Regions from separate parts of the Homo sapiens genome. Here region 1 is linked to region 2. Evidence: chromatin loops called from intact Hi-C (ENCODE). Cell type or tissue: IMR-90. All regions are shown on one strand. Each heading gives the region's core, and the rest is flanking DNA. Links, peaks and the distances in the headings are about the cores only.

Region 1 (8,347 bases), core at 274-8,273, 1.1 Mb before region 2:
ATTTAAGGGAATTACTCTGTGGCTAAGAGTCATTAAATAAAATGTCACATATAGTCTCAACTAAATTGAATTGCATAAGTAGTTTCTATAACTATTATAAGTCTATTGATAGACTTTTGTTCTCTGGGGAATGAAAGAAGCTTTCACTACTCCTTGAATTCAATACTGAATTACTGTTGCTGTTTTTCCTTATATTCTTAGGAACACTTTGGTCTTAGTAACCTGACTGGAATGAACTGCCTGGTAGATGGAAATATCCCACCAAGTTCTGGCCTCTCCAGCTCCAGTGCTTTGGTCTGTTGTGCTGGCTTGGTGACGCTCACAGTGCTGGGAAGGAATCTATCCAAGGTAACTACCTTTGATAGGAAACCTCATAGAACCCTCTCCTAATAATCATTAGCATCCAAATCTCAAATCAGAATGCCTTCCTTGATTGAAAAACTGTCTTCTCTAAAAGGACTGCACATGTGGGCAAGCATTGTAACTTAACAAGTGATAAATCACTATAAAGTAGCTTATACCCTCCAAACAGTGAGTGAATAGATCTGTGAATAACTGTATAAAAATACATTGTATTAAATATGGGATTTGAATGTATGGATATCATTTTAGATCACCTCATTCACAAGTTAAATTTAGGGCAAGAAATTCTTCCTCTCATGGTTGAGCCTGCTTATTTTCACCCAAAACCTTAAATTAAAAATTTGACAAGTAGTGGGTTACAAGGGTAAAGACTAGGTAATAAAGGAACTGAATATGCCAGCAGATTAGTCACAGAAATAAACTTTAAAATATTGCATTACAAGACGAAATGCTTATTTAAAGGAAATATAAATTGTACAAGAGGTCAGAAAGCCTCAAGTTTATAAGTTCACATAAATCTCTGACTCTGCAGTTTAGAGCAGGTGTGCTCAGCTTTAATTAATGCTTTAGCATTCTGGTTCAAATAAAATGTTATCATAGGTTCTTTTTACCCCATGTACATATACTACCAGGTTTACGGATGGTTTGGACAGATCAAGAGAAAGGCAGCCACATGCTTAGTCTCTTTTAAGCATGTTTAAACTTTCAGTTTGAAAATTTTATGTATAGGAGGAAGGCAGAAATGAAGGAGAAAGCAAAGGTTCAGACAGAATCCTTCTTTTTAGCTGTCCTGTGTAAGTGTACATTAATTAGCCCTTAGTGAGCAATGACTGGTTGGGAGGGAAAGGGGGCTTACATATTATTATTATTTTTTGAGAAGAGAAGAAGCAAGGGACAGGAAGTCCATGTGTAAAATGTGTTTCCCCTGGTACAATTTTCAATCTGATTTGTTTATTTATTCATTTGTTTGTTCATCATTCAACCATTATTTATTTAATGGCTATTTTGTGCCAGATAATGTTCAAGGCATTGGAGATATAATAAGTATAGTCTCAACTTTCACTATGCTTATAGTCTAAAAGGGAAAAGAGACAAGTAAATAGGCAACTGCAATAGAATATAGTAAGTGGATAAGTAGTTTTCTATGGGAGCAGATATAACCCAGATTTAGAGAGCATAGGACATCTAAATGGAGACAACAAAGATTAAAGGAGTTGTAGATATTGATGGCATGATAACACTGATGACATCAGATAAGCATGTATTGGGTGGAGAGAACATCATGTGGAAATGTCCAGAGTAAAAGCAATCATGGCTTGTTGGAGTAACAAAAAAAATGTCTCAATATGGTTGAAGCATACAGCAATTTGGATAACAGAGCAGGAGATCAGTTGCTGGGCCTTGTAAACTTTGTTAAGGAATTTAGGTATCATCTTCATAGCAGTGGGAAACCATTGCAGGGTTTTAGGAAGAGGTAAGGTGATCATATCTGTATTTTAGAAAGATCTCCCTGGCTATATTACAAAGTCTGCATTTCAGGGTTTTAGCAGTAGGGAGGTGATTTGGTTTAGAGTAGTGGCAATGAGAATGGTTAGAATTAGATAGATTCAAGATCTCAGAATCAGTAGGACTTGGTCATTGATTGGGCATGGGAATGGGGAACAGCAAAGACTCAAAGATTATATCGGTGTCTGGCTGGTATGATTCATTGGAATAAGAGATATGGGGGAAAAATAGGTTTGAGTGGAAGCTGAAATGTTGAGTGTGAGGAATCTGTGGGCATACTGATGGAGTTATTTAGTATTTAGTTATGAAAAAAATATGAAGGTCAGGAGGAGATCTGGACTTGAGATGGTACATTTGAGAATCATTAGTTTATCATTGTTTTTGAAGCCATAGGAGTGGATCAAGATACCTGGTGTTGGAATATAGGTGGAAAGATAAGGAAAACTAGGACAGAGCCCCAAGAAACATGAACATTTGAGGAATGGGCATAGGAAGGGATGTCCACTGAAGGGATTGAGGAGTAGTCCAGTAAGTATGAGAAAAACCAGAAAGGTGAGGCAACAGCAAAGACAAGGAAGATAATGTTTCATGAAAGGAGTGGTAGTGTTGTCATATGCTTCTGAGAGGTTACCACAAGTTCTGAGAAGTATCCATTGAATATCACAACAAAGAAGTTGTACAAAACTTTGACAAGAGCAGTTTTAGATGGAAATGGGTTGAAGGGTCTATAAGGGGTAAGAAAGTGGTAAAGTTCAGTGGATACAAAAAGTCTGGTGATGCATAGAAAAAGATAATTTGGTATTTGGAGGAGGGTGTGAAGTCAAGGAATTCATTTCACTTTTAATGGGAGGATTGGTGAAACTTAGTTTTTCTATTTTTCTGGTGTTTTGATAATATACCTATCTAAGAAATAGGAAGGAAAGAAGATAAAGAGAAACACTTGAACCCTTAGAATTAATTCTGATTGTCTGTTTTCAAAGTCGGAAATAGCAAATACATTTTTTTATCGGAACTATCTTACTGCAGTGCCTAAGCAAAAAGGGAACAATATGTATATCCTGGCTTTCTCAGCTAGTCTAAGTTGTACTAACAATATTTACATTTTCTAAGGACTGAGCATAATTATTTGGAGAGTTTTTTTTTTTCTGGAGTGAGACAGAATCTTGAATGAAAGGAAGTCTGTAATTTGTTCAGTCTTTAATTTAAATGCCATGTGATTTTACTCTTGTAAAAATCACAGAATATAAGAATTCAAGGGACTTTAGAGATGAGCTAGTTCAAAATGCTCCTTTTACTGATGTATTAGTGTTACCATAGGAAACAAATGACATGTTAGGTATAACTGAAGAGAGTTTAATAAAGAGACTTTTACAGAGATGTGGGTAAGGTCAAGGGAACTAACTAGGAAGGGTTCTCTTGTGAAGCTGGAAGCCATTGTACTTTAGGAGCTGTGGATATAGAGTAATGTTGCCAGAAATGCAGCAAGGCAGAGAAAGAATGACACAGGTGAAAATGGCAATGAGTGGGAATAGTTGAGGGGAATTTACCATAGAGGTCAGCCTTTTGGGGTAGGGGAAGTGTGAGAATAGAGGAACAGAGGGACAACCGAAAATAACTAGCCTGTTTGATAAGGACACTAAGTCCCACAACAGATTGGTGACTAAAGCCTTTCCTATTATTTCATATCCAGTAAACCCCATTCAGTTGCAGACAACAATTACTGCAGATGGGATATAATAAGTAGATGTGGAACTTGTTAATTCATTAATATACTAAATGTTGCATATCTGAAACCAGAAAACAATATGGCTAATCACCCAGAGAATCTGGAAGCCAGAAATTATGAATCAGAATGTTACTGGTACAAGAGAGTATGATGTGGCAAAAGATCTATGAAAAAGGAAAATCTAGAGACTTCTGATTTCAGCATGTCAGAATAAGACTTACCTACTCTTTTTCTGTGTCCCTAAATTAATCTTCTTTTCTCAAAAATCATTTCCAAACAACAGGGAAAATAAGAAAAGGAAGCACAAGCTTTATCTTTGGTAAGCCAAGGAGACATAAATAACCATAAACCACAAAATACAAAGATGGAAAGTGGATAGAGGAATGTTACATGACTTAGGCGAATGGAGAAAGGTCAGAGCCAAGTGCCTGCGGAGGGAGTTGCAGATGGAAAGGCAGCTGACTCATCCCACAGCTCTCTGGCAAGGCTTAGGAAGAAAGCAGGGTAATATGGTGGGTGGGGATTTATCTGAAAGCCTTTGTGAGGACTATTTAGACCCTAAAAGGCCTCTCTTCACCTGGACCATTTCCCCCTATCTTTGCAGGAGTCTCTGGAGAAACAACCAGAGATCATTTGTACTTGGGGACACTGAGCACTGAGAAAGGCAGGACGAGAAAGACTTGAAAACTGGGAGATTAGAGGACATTCTGCATCTGAAAAATGAAATTCTTAGCTCCATTCTTCTGGTCATTACTGGCACACTGGCAACCTCACCACCCTACACTCCAGCAGGAATGTTGGAGGATCCTTCTCAAAGGAAACTTAACCATCCCAGAGATGGTTCATACAGATACTGACATTTGGTGACCCCCTTCTCCAGCTCCTCTATGACCTTGTTAGAAGCCCATTTACAAAGCTTCTAATAAGCTTTTTAGTGACTCACTCTTAAATATGATAGGGCATCAAAGTATAGTAAGATTTTGGAAGAAAACCTACAAAATGAACCAAACAAACAAAAAAAACAGAGAAAACAGGAAACTAGAGGAAACAGAGACAATGCTGAGAGCAGAAGAATCAAAGACATGATGTCCTCAGAGAGATAAAAGAAAATGTTAAGTCCTTGAAAAATAATAGTGTTACTTTTTTAAAAAAGGAACCAACGGTAAGATAGAGCTTTTGCATATTAAAAATATGACAAGACAAAATTTAGCAAAAAGATTGGAAACAGCTGGGCATGGTGGCTCATGCCTGCAATCTCAGCAGTTTGGGAGGCTAAGGCAGGAGGATCGCTTGAGGCCAGGAGTTCAAGACCAGCCTGGGCAACACAGTGAGACCTTGTCTCAAAAAAAGAGAACAGACTGGAAGAACTCTCTGATATAGTAGGGAATAAAAGAGCTGGACAATAAGAGAGAAAAACAGGAAAATTTATGGATCAATTCCAGAAATCCATCCAACTAGTAAGGAAAAACAGAAAAAACAGTTATTAGAAATTATTATTATTATTAAAAATAGAGTTGGGGCCTCTCTATGTTGCCCAGGCTGGTCTCAAACTCCTGACCTCAAGTGATCCTCCCTCATCAGCCTCTCAAAGCTCTGGGATTATAGGTGTGAGCCACTGTGTCTGTCCAGAAGATTTTTTTTTTAAAATAATATTTCTCCAAAGTGAAAATGTGAATTTGGATTGGAAGGGCTCACTGGGTGTTTGGTATAATAAATGTAAAAGGCCAAACCAAAGAATATCATCTGGAAATTTTGAAACTTGAGTGTTATAGAAAAGACACTAAAAGCTAGTTGACAGAGCAAGAGAAAAGAACGGAAAGAAATCATAATCAAAGGATCAGAAATGTAAATTAATTTCTCAAAAACAGTATTGGAAGATAAAGGCAGTTGATAAATGTCTCTAAAATATTAATAAATTTTAGTTTAGGCTATCTGTTTAAATGAATTAATCAAATGTGAGGGTATAGTAAAACATTTTCAACATGTAAAGTGTAAAAGTCTAGAGGATGTAATCCACCAAAACTAGGGAGTAAACCAAGAAAGAAGATCGCATGGGAACTAGGAAATGAGAAATCCAATATATGAGAGAGGAGTTGGGTATTTATAGAACATTGGTATTTGTAGAACATAAGGGGAATTCCAACATAACACCCATAATATCCAGCAGCTTAGAAAGCAGTGCAGATTAAAATGAGGAGAGGGAAAGATGGAACTTATAATCTTATCAGTAAAACAAAAAAAAAGCCAAAAAAACTGGTTAATCTGATATGTTCAACCATGTGGAAAATGGATTCAGAGTAATTTCACAGAGCTGTTGTAGGATATGACAAAGCTCAGCTAGATATACAAATCTAAGCAAATGAAGAAATGGGGCAATTATTAAATATAGGAAAAACAAAAAAGTTTGTAACAGAAATGAAATCAACCATTTTTTTTTGCTCATAAGTGAACAATAATCTCAGTAATTAACACAACAAATATGAATTTAAGCAAAATTTTGGGCATAACTTTATTGAGAAAGGTGGAGGAGGGTAAAGGAAAGGTGGATGTAAGAGAGCTAAAATCCTCACTTATCATAATAGGAAAGCAATAAATAATGTTTAAAATGAAACAACAGGCAATAACATTTACCAATGTTATTTGGAATTGGAAGCAAAAGCAAAGAGCCAAAAGTATTTGCCGTTGTACACATTGCATTGGGGATAGGGATGACAGAGTGAGCTAGGGGCTGCCTTTGTTGTTGTTATAAGCCTTTTACCTCTATTTAATCTTTTAGATTATATGCAAATATCACTTTGGCGAAAGTAAAATAAAAGATAGAAGAACTGAATAGAATGAAAAATAAGAATGGAAATAGAATGAAAAGTAAGATGACCTGTATGACCACACCTGGGGGAACCTGAAAGATGAAGAGATGAGAAGGGATTCAATGAGTCAAGGCTAGAGATTGAGAACAGATGAGCTGTTGGAATGTGACCAAATCAATGGCCTAGGGTGAGGTCTGTTGATGGGTTTTGGGTGGAAGAATCCAAGAAAATACAGGCATCTTCCATTTAGTGGCAGTAGTCCATTCCAACAAATCAGATGTTCTGCACAAAATTATTCAGCGAGGGCCTATTTTTTTAAAATAGGAAAAAGTATAATGCATTATTCCTCAACTCAAAACCTCTAACTAATTTCCTACAATGTTACAAAAATACAGTAAAGCTTTCTTTATATAAGTCACACAGAAGTAGCATGAAAAATGTTTAAACCAATTTTCTTGAACATTAAACAATTAATATGGTTGTTAACAAGCAGTTACTTTATATAGTGATACCGGTATGTCTTCTGTATTGACACCTGGTATTTCAGTACTCTGCATACTATTTTGTTAACAATGTTGTGTTTAGGTTTTAGGGTGTAAATATGTATGTTTTCCTATATAAACACCTTTCAGAAAGTGTTGTTTTGAGAGATATGAACATTCTATGAAGTTTGGGTATCAAAAATCTTTCGCCAAGAAAATGTTAGTTGCTGAGGTGTTCTACAAGATATGCCTGTATTTTGTAAGAATGGGATTTGGGTTGCTCTGATGTCCAGTTTCTGTCTGTTCTTGGAGTTGTCCTTGGAGGCCAAGAAGAAAGGACCAAGTGCCTCTTAGGAATCTTAGAATAGAAATAGCTGGCCTACTTGGGAAACAGGTTGCAACTCTAAAAGCTAGTCTTGGGTAGTAAGGTGTGTTAGACTAGCATCTATCCACAAATTCCTCCCTCTGCTGGTGTGGGGTTGGGAGTAGATTTTGAATTCATGAGGTTGTAGACTGAGCAGGTGATATTCAGAAAACCCACTTTGGAGGATCTGGGAGGTACAGTAGAGAAGTATAGGGTTGAGCTGCATCCCCCATACTGAAGTCTAAGGAAGAGAAAACCCATATTATCTTGGTTGATGAAGACTGAAAGAGCCAGCTGGGAATAGTGGGGTAGGGGAGAATTCTTGTATGTGGATATCTCTGGCATTTTGTCAAAAACACAATTTACATGATTCTGAGTTACCCAGAATATGAATTGGACATAAAACCTTCCTTTGAGAGTTATAGTTCACTGGGGAACCTGGGGAATCTCTTAGATGGCATCAAGAATCCTGTATTGGGAAGCCCAGAATAACATGTATAATACTGGATTTGTGAGGAGTGCTTTCAAGAGAAGAAGACAGATAAACTTCCTAACCTACCACTTGAAAGCAGTGATTCAGTGGCATTTGTTGAATACCTACTATATGCCATGCGTTGTTCTAGGCACTGGAAATACAACTGTGAATAAAACCAGTGAAGTGCCCCTGCTTTTATGGAGTTTCCATATTGGCAGAAGTGATGGTATGAGAAAGATAATGAAGAGCTATACAAATAAATATATAATATCAGCTAGGCCGTAGTTAAGGGAAATTGTATATTTTATCTAGGGAGTTAGGAGAAGTTCTCTCCGAGAAGAGGACATTTGAACAGAGACCTTAGGGAGTGAGCAGCTGAGAAAGAGTGTCAGAGGGAACAGCAAGTGCAAAAGCCCTAAGGTGAAAGAGAGTTTGTCATGTCTCAGGAATAAGAGGTCCCTGTGGTTGGGGTGTGGTGAGACAGAAGCGGGGAGAGGTGGGAGGTGAGTTGAGAGAGTTGGTCAAGGGCCATGGTGTGTAGCATCTTCTTTGGCTTTCATTCTAAGCGTAATGGAAAACCTTTGGAGGGCTGTGAGCTGGGGATGGCAAGATGTGATTTACATG
Region 2 (8,347 bases), core at 106-8,105:
ATTAACATCATATTCAACAGGGAAGAAACCTGCAAAAATAATTTCCTATTAAAGGCAGGATAAAGCAAAAAGAAACCGACCTCTCTCCTACAGAAGTACGGTAAAATCTAAACTGGTCACACTAACAAATACAGCATTTATACTCTGAATGATATAAATTTGGCTTTACGATGAAATTTATCTTTCCAAAAATCTACATTTTTAAATAGGTTTTACACAGGTAATATAAAATCAGTTTGCATTCATTCAGCATACATACTGCCAAATGGTTTAGATATCTGAGTATCTTTTGTGAAGTGAGAGTTTAGGGCTTTTCCCCACCTTTTGAAACTGGGTTGTCTGTCTTTTTTTTATTGATTTGTAAGCGTTCTGACATATGTTCTGGATATGAGTCCTTTGTCAAATATAACAAGTATTATAAATATCTCTGTCCAGAACCCTGAATTTTGACTGTCTTATGTTCTTTCTTTGATAACACATAGTATTTTCTATGGGTAGATAACTGTTGAGTCTCATAAAAATGTGCAACTTCTACATATTAAAATAATCAAAATAAGAAATGGCAAAGAAATATATTTACCACAAAAATGACTAGAAGAAACATTCATGTTTTACTTATTTAAAAGGTCTGACTCAAAATGAAAAGGTGGGGGAAAAGTAAACAGCAAGGACCCAACACATCAATAGTTAAAAGACAGGACCATATGTTTTACAGAAAAGAAAATAGAAATAATTCACAAGGGCAAAAAATGCTCAGTGTCACTGTTAATCAGGTTAACATAAAGTAAATAATTTTAAAGTAATTCCTGATGCAGCCAAGAATTAAGTGAAACTGATGCTTTGATATATTGACAACTCAGATATGCTGATAGTAATATAAGTGGATCAGCTTTATTTTTTAGTCAACTGGGCAAATTTAACAAGTTACAAAAATATCCAAGTCCATTGACCCAATAAGTGATCCCACTTCTAAGAATCTATTCTAAAGGAAAAATATATTGAAACAGATTTATCAGTAAAGATTATATATGCATACACATATATATTATATATAACTCTTCTAATGTGACCAATCTAAAGGTAAGAAAATGATTGAATTGTAGAATCTAAAGGAAAAAAATGCAGTAATTTAACCTAATAGTTTTGAAGCTATATAAACAACAAAAAATTTATGCCACATTATGAAAAGATATAAATCTTTTTAACGTCAAAATATGCATATAAAGTATAAAATACTGAAAAATATTAACAATTGTTTAGGATGGTATGATTATGGGAAATTTTGTCATTTTACAAAGTTTCTAATGTTACTATATTACCTAATTTAAAAAATTTTTTTTCAAAGGGACAAATTACATTGTATGACTGTCAACTAAGCAAATGATAACATTAAGGAAAGTTTTATGTTCCTGACTTACTAGAGAGGATGAGCGGAAAAAACAAAGAAAATGTATAATGTTGGGAACTTAAAATATCAATCATAGATCTGCTTACATGAATTATAATAAAATCATGAAGCATTTGAACAAATCGACTTTTACCATAATTATTCAATTGTCTTAATTATTCAAAACATATCACAGTTTAGGACCTAATATACTTAAGTTACTCTGGTTTTAAAATTCCATGAGCAATACAGCCATACGGTAGATTTATTTATTTATTTATTTATTTATTTTTTGAGACGGAGTCTCGCTCTGTTGCCCAGGCTGGAGTGCAGTGGCGTGATCTCGGCTCACTGCAAGCTCCACCTCCCAGGTTCACACCATTCTCCTGCCTCAGCCTCCCGAGTAGCTGGGAGTACAGGCGCCAGCCACCACGCCCGGCTAATTTTTTGTATTTTTAGTAGAGACAGGGTTTCACCGTGTTAGCCAGGATGGTCTCGATCTCCTCACCTCGTGATCTGCCCGCCTCGGCCTCCCATAGTGCTGGGATTACAGGCGTGAGCCACCGCGCCCGGCCGCCATATGGTAGATTAATGTAGATGGATTCTTGGAAATCAGTGGTTCTCATTGGTAGCAGCACTGCCCCCTTCAGGGCCCTTTGTATGTTTATAGAGGCATTTTGGAGACTGAAGGTGAGGATGCTCTGCTAGCATTTAATGGGCAAGTGCCATGGATACTAGAGGTCCAGCAAAGGAGGGAATAATCCTGTAGGACAAAGAATTGTCACATGTTCTAGATAATTTTCAAAGATTCCATTGAAAATATATCTACGGCTGGAATATAACATGTAAACAAAACGTATTTTTCCACAGTGTTAATGTATTCCAAATATTCTAGAATGCAGCCATACTATAAATCTATTTTGTTTTGTTCAGAAATTTACTAAGAGTTGTTTACCATTTTGGAAATCATGTCAATGCCACTTTGGCATCTGCATCACCAATATCACGTATCAATCAGCTTGTCCAGCTATCACATTCACAGTGATTTTATGTGCTGGTATAAGTATTTTACTACCTCACTGTGACATCTAATGTAGTGTGCTCAAGTATTTACATATTTTAATACACAATTTATTATAAATTGCTTATTTTCAAATTATCCTTTATATTATAATCAAAACATGATTTTTTTGAAATTATGCAGATCAGTAACATTAACTATGATTTTCTTTCTTTTCTTTTGAGATAGAGTCTCTCTCTGTAGCCCAGGCTGGAGTACAGCGGTGAGATCATAGTTCACCACAGCCTCGACCTCCCAGGCTCAACCGATCCTCCCGCCTCAGTCTCCCGAGTAGCTGCAACTACAAGAGTACACCACTAAACCCGGCTGATTTTTGTATTTTTTGTAGAAATGGGTTTTTGCCATGTTGCCCAGGCTGGTCTTGAACTCCTGTGCTCAAGCAATCTGCCTACTGCAGCCTCCCAAAGTGCTGGGACTATAGGCATGAGCCACTGCACCCAGCAACTATGATTTTCATTTAAAGTTAGCGGAAGGGGCAATACAAAATATTTATCATAAAAAGGTGGCAATGGGGCTAATAAGATTGAAATCAATGGAAGAAAATACACATGAGATCAAGCAAGACAAAAATCAAAGGTCCTCTGATTTTCTTGTCAAGATAATTAGTAAAGTTTTAAATAATGAAAACAAAATCGTAGCATTTTCACTTCTGATTCTCACCTGACAGGGACCACACACACTCATCGTAGTTTTTGACCCTTAGAAGAACTCAGTTGTAATAAGACAACTACATTGACCAAGGGGAGCATAGCTCCAGGTCAAGTCACTAATTTACTCAGTTCAATATCTATATATTAAAATTCTGGACGGGTGCAGTGACTCAAGCCTGTAATCCTAGCACTTTGGGAGGCCGAGAAGGGAAGATCACTTGAGGCCAGGAGTTTGAGACCAGCCTAGCCAACATGGTGAAACCCCGCCCATCTCTGCTAAAAAATACAAAAATTAGCTGGGTGTGGTCCCAGCTACTCAGGTGGCTGAAGCAGGAGAATCCCTGAACCCAGGAGGCAGAGGCTGTAGTGAGCCAAGATTGCTCCACTGCACTCCAGCCTGGGCAACAGAGCAAGACTGTCTCAAAAACAAACAAAAATCCTCAGACATAAAGTGCTAGATTTTTAAAAAATCATTTAGTTTAACAACAAAAATATATTGCTTTTCTGCTGTGGCAAATAAGTTCTTTACTCCAATTAAAATGTATGTTAATAATAAATCTATTATACAAACTAGCTACTTTTGCTCAAAGTACATGCCAAGATGGCCATCTAGTGGTAACAGGAATTACTACCAATAATTACATGTTAAAGCTTAGTCTATTTTGTTTTGAATTTCCGTAATTTACAGCTTATAGAGTTGTTGTGAGGATTATGGCATGTACTAGACAGGAAAACTCTATAAAAGCATAAAGTACTAGTTCCACGTGAATGGTTACTAGCACTCTTAAATAAGAATATGAATTTTTAAAATGTTTACACCTATTATATTTAATAAGCCTTTACTCACATTAAAAATTTAAAATAAACTTGCTATATAATTCTTATGCTCAATGAGTACAATTATAAATCCAATATAAATCTCCTAAAGATTTTCTCCACTCCAATTTTGTATTACACACACATCCCTACACACACCCAGTCTTTAAAATGTTCATACTCTTTGACCTAGTAATTCTACTCAAATAAACCCATCATAAGGAAACTATTCAAAAATCTAAATATATCAATACTAATGTTATTTAAAATAAGGAAAAAAACAACCACAAACAATGATTAAAGAAATTAAGATATGTCATAATGGAATACTGTAGTGATTTATTTCTTTTACATTATGAACAATTTGTAGTATATATAAACTAGACAGTCATATAATAAACTCCCACATAGCCATTTAGTTTAATATTATCAATTAATGGCTGACTCATTTCCCAACTCCACCCATTGTTTTCAATCAAGTGTTAGACATTATATAATATTATCTCTAATATTTCAGTACAGATCTCTAAAAGATAAAAATATTTTTAAAATAATACTATATATATTCATTTGAAAATATTTACAAACAGTATGTAACAGTTTAAGAATCAGGACTCTAAGTTGTATATATACCATGATCTTAATAGAAAAACACTTGGAGCCGAGTGTAGTGGCTCATGCCTGTAATCCCAGCACTTTGGGAGGCCGAGGCAGGTGGATCACCTGAGGTCAGGAGTTCAAGACCAGCCTCGCCAACACAGTGAAATCCCACCTTTACTAAAAATAAAAAAATTAAAAGAATTAGCTGGGTGTGGTGGCTGACGCCTGTAATCCCAGCTACTCCGGAGGCTGAGGCAGAGAATCGCTTGAACCCGGGAGGCAGAGGTTGCAGTGAGCCGAGATTCTGCCATTGCACTCCAGCCTGGGCAACAAGAGCAAAACTCCGTCTCAAAAAAAAAAAAGAAAGAAAAAAAAAAACCACTTGGAAACAATACACCATTGTAATGAAAACTATGAATTTTCCCTTTTTTCTACTTTTTTCTAAGTTTTAATTTTTTTATAGCAAGCATATATTACTAATATAATATTAAAACTTTTATTTAAAAGCTTTTTTTCAAAATTAGGTTACAGATAAGCTTAATAAAGCCTTTAATGCACCACATTAGATATTGAGGCTGGGCGCGGTGGCTCACGCCTGTAATCCCAGCACTTTGGGAGGCCGAGGCGGGTGGATCACGAGGTCAGGAGATTGACACCATCCTGGCTAACATGGTGAAACCCCGTCTCTACTGAAAATACAAAAAATTAGCTGAGCGTGGTGATGGGTGCCTGCAGTCCCAGCTACTCGGGAGGCTGAGGCAGGAGAATGGCGCGAACCCGGGAGGCGGAGCTTGCAGTGAGCCGAGATCGCGCCACCGCACTCCAGCCTGGGCGACAGAGCAAGACTCCGTATCAAAAAAAAAAAAAAAATTAGTTATTGAAAGCATTTTTCATAGTAAAAGTATGTAAAATATGACTCCAAGTAAAATTTAGCATACTATAATCATGTGTACGTGTATGAAAATATTCCAAATTTAGTTGCCTACAGTCTCATAAGAAAACAATTTCAATAATAATAAAAACAGTCCCTAGCATCTTGCTCTTTATCTACATTGTCTCATTTTATCTAAAGGGCCTTAACAAGATCATTATTGTCTCCACTTTGCAGAGGAAGCAAGTAAAAAGTAAAAAGATTTACCAAAGAACACTAGTTTTGATCTTAAAATCAGACCCTTATTCTCAATTCTTCCTGTGTTCTAAGTTGAAGAACACTAGGAATCTGCTGGGATATAAAGGGCATGTCCTCCAAGGATTTAAGTTTAGTGTCTCCCAGTGTAATTCCTTTGAAACGAAAAATCATCACATGAACTCTGGTATATTTGGATTTTTTCCTCCATGCCCATTTTACCTAATGGAGTTTTTTTCCCCTTTATTTTTAAAATAAATGATATTTTCAAATATTATATCCATATATGTATCTCCCATATACCCCTTTTTCAGAAAACCACTAGATGACGTGTTCCACCAAAACCAAAAGTAAACTAGAAAGAATAATCAAGGGCTTCAGGAAATAAAGATCCAACATAGAATAGGAGAGAGTACCCAAAATGATGGTGAAGGGAGACCCCAAGACAACAGCTGTGACACAGACCTAGAAGGCAAACCCAGATGGGAGCCAGAGAACAGAGTTCCAGGAAGGAGGTCTCCAAGGAAAAGACAGGCTGGTAAGTCTCCTAAGAAGAGAATGAATGTCAGTGGAGAGTTTGGGATGCGTTAATGACGGATACAAGAAAACTAAGAAAAGAAAAAACTAGACTATTTTTCAGAAGGGAGAAAAAAACTATACCATAAAGGTATACATGTCTCTTGTACAGTTTTTCCTTTACACACACACACACAGAGATATGCACACGCATTTCCTTTGTGGTATAGGCGTGGATTAGCTAAGAATAATAGTTCCTGGGGTGTAATGTAAAGCAAAATTTTCAGTGTAATCCTATTGAAAAGATAAATGGTGAGGGAAAATATGCATAGGAATAGCTTAAAACAGCTGAAGCCTCATCTTCCTAAGTAGAAAGTCAAAAGGTATCTAATGTGGAAAAAAATCAAGAAATAGCACACATTTGTTATTTAGAAATATGAAGAGCTAATCATAAAATGGAGACCTCTGGGAAAGAGGGTTCTGGGGTGGGAAGAAATAACACAACTGAGTGTAGGATTTTCATAAGAAGGCTTATTTTTTTACTTTTTCAACTATGTGCACATATAATTTTTTCTTCCTTAAAAAAAGTTTTTATTTTTATAGATTCAGCAGGTACAGGTGCAGTTTGTTACACGTATATATTGCATCGTGGTGAAGTCTGGGCTTTCAATGTGTCCATCACCTGAATAGTGAACACTGTACCCAACAGGGAATTTTTCAACCCTTGCCCCTCTGCCACCCTCCCCGCTTTTGGACTCCCTAGTGTCTATTATCCCCCTCCGTATGTCCATGTATAACCACTGTTTAGCTCCCACGTATAAGTCAGAACTGTGCATGTATACTTTCATAAAAATTACAGGGCTGGGCACAGTGGCTCATGCCTATAATCCCAGCACTTTGGGAGGCTGAGGCGGGCAAATCACGAGGTCAGGAGTTCGAGACCAGCCTGGCCAACATGATGAAACCCCGTCTCTACTAAAAATACAAAAAATTATCTAGGCATAGTGGCAGGCGCCTGTAATCCCAGCTACTCGGGAAGCTGAGGCAGGAGAATCGTTTTGAACCCAGGAGGCAGAGGTTGCAGTGAGCCGAGATCACACCACTGCACTCCAGCCCAGGCGACAGAGTGAGACTCCGTCTCAAAAATAAATAAATAAATAAATAAAATCACAATAAACAAACACATGTTTACTGTACATAAGAATTATACAGTTTAAAGTCATCTCAACACATCCTTGTGTTCTCAGAAGTAACCACTATCTAAATGTTTAGTGTGCATCCTTCCAGATCTTTTCTATGCATATTAGAAACACATACACACAATGCTTACTTCTTTTTAAACAAAAACACACAAAGGGGTCAGGCGGGTGGGCAAAAATAAAAAATTAAAATTAAAAAACACACAAAAAGGGGATCATACTAAATTGTTTGGCAACTTGCCTTTTTCCCCATTCACAAGCAATCCTCTTTTTTTCATTTTACTTTTTTGAGATGGAGTTTCGCTCTTGTTGCCCAGGCTAGAGTGCAATAGCACAATCTTGGCTCACTGCAACCTCCGCCTCCCTGGTTCAAGCAATTCTTCTGCCTCAGCCTCCCAAGTAGCTGGGATTACAGGCATGCACCACCAGGCCCGGCTAATTTTTGCATTTTTAGTAGAGATGGGGTTTCGGCATTTTGGTCAGGCTGGTCTCAAACTCCTGACCTCAGGTGATCCACCTGCCTTGGCCTCCCAAAGTGCTGGGATTACAGGCGTGAGCCACCACTCAAAGGCAATCCTCTTGTTTTTTCAGTGAAATCTTCCTGTCTCTGTACACACAGTCTTTTTAGTGGCTGCACAGTACTATGGAGTGTGACAGGCTGAATAATGCTCCCCCAAAGATGTCTAGATACTAATTCTCAGATCCTGTGAATATGCTACCTTACATGGCAAAAGGAACTCTGCAGAAATGATTAAATTAAGGATCCTGACTAGGGTGGTTATCCTGGATTATCCAAGTATGATGTAATCACAAGACTTCTTATAAGAGGGAGACAGGAGGATCAGAATAGGAGATGTGACATTGGGAGCAGAAGGTCACAGTCAGGGAGAAGGAAGCAGAGATCAGAGAGAGAATGAGAGAGATTTGAAGATACTATGCTGTTGGCCTTAAAGATGGAGGAAGGGGTCACAG

Evidence for each region. Peaks named below come from ENCODE experiments on the same cell type or tissue, not always from the same donor. Only the 100,000 strongest peaks of a DNase experiment are listed, where the experiment ranks them.
Region 1: it touches region 2 in a loop (5-fold over the local background); 11 of 110 quality-filtered maps call a loop at or near these places.

The regions. Positions count from the first base shown.
Region 1 is chr15:49,239,020-49,247,366 of GRCh38, forward strand. It overlaps GALK2 (galactokinase 2), which reads left to right. Exons shown (of 10, transcript NM_002044.4): 5 at 202-348. Among named protein-coding and RNA genes, the nearest start is that of GALK2, 73 kb to the left of the region's middle. RefSeq lists a silencer at 3,873-4,167 and an enhancer at 3,873-4,167. In IMR-90, for the core only: no CTCF peak of the experiment used is centred there; a DNase peak (open chromatin) is centred at 4,032; H3K27ac peaks cover 1,404 bases.
Region 2 is chr15:50,312,521-50,320,867 of GRCh38, forward strand. The region is part of intron 1 of GABPB1 (GA binding protein transcription factor subunit beta 1); the gene reads right to left. Among named protein-coding and RNA genes, the nearest start is that of GABPB1-AS1, 37 kb to the right of the region's middle. In IMR-90, for the core only: CTCF peaks have their summits at 2,035 (motif pointing left) and 3,735 (motif pointing left); a DNase peak (open chromatin) is centred at 3,731.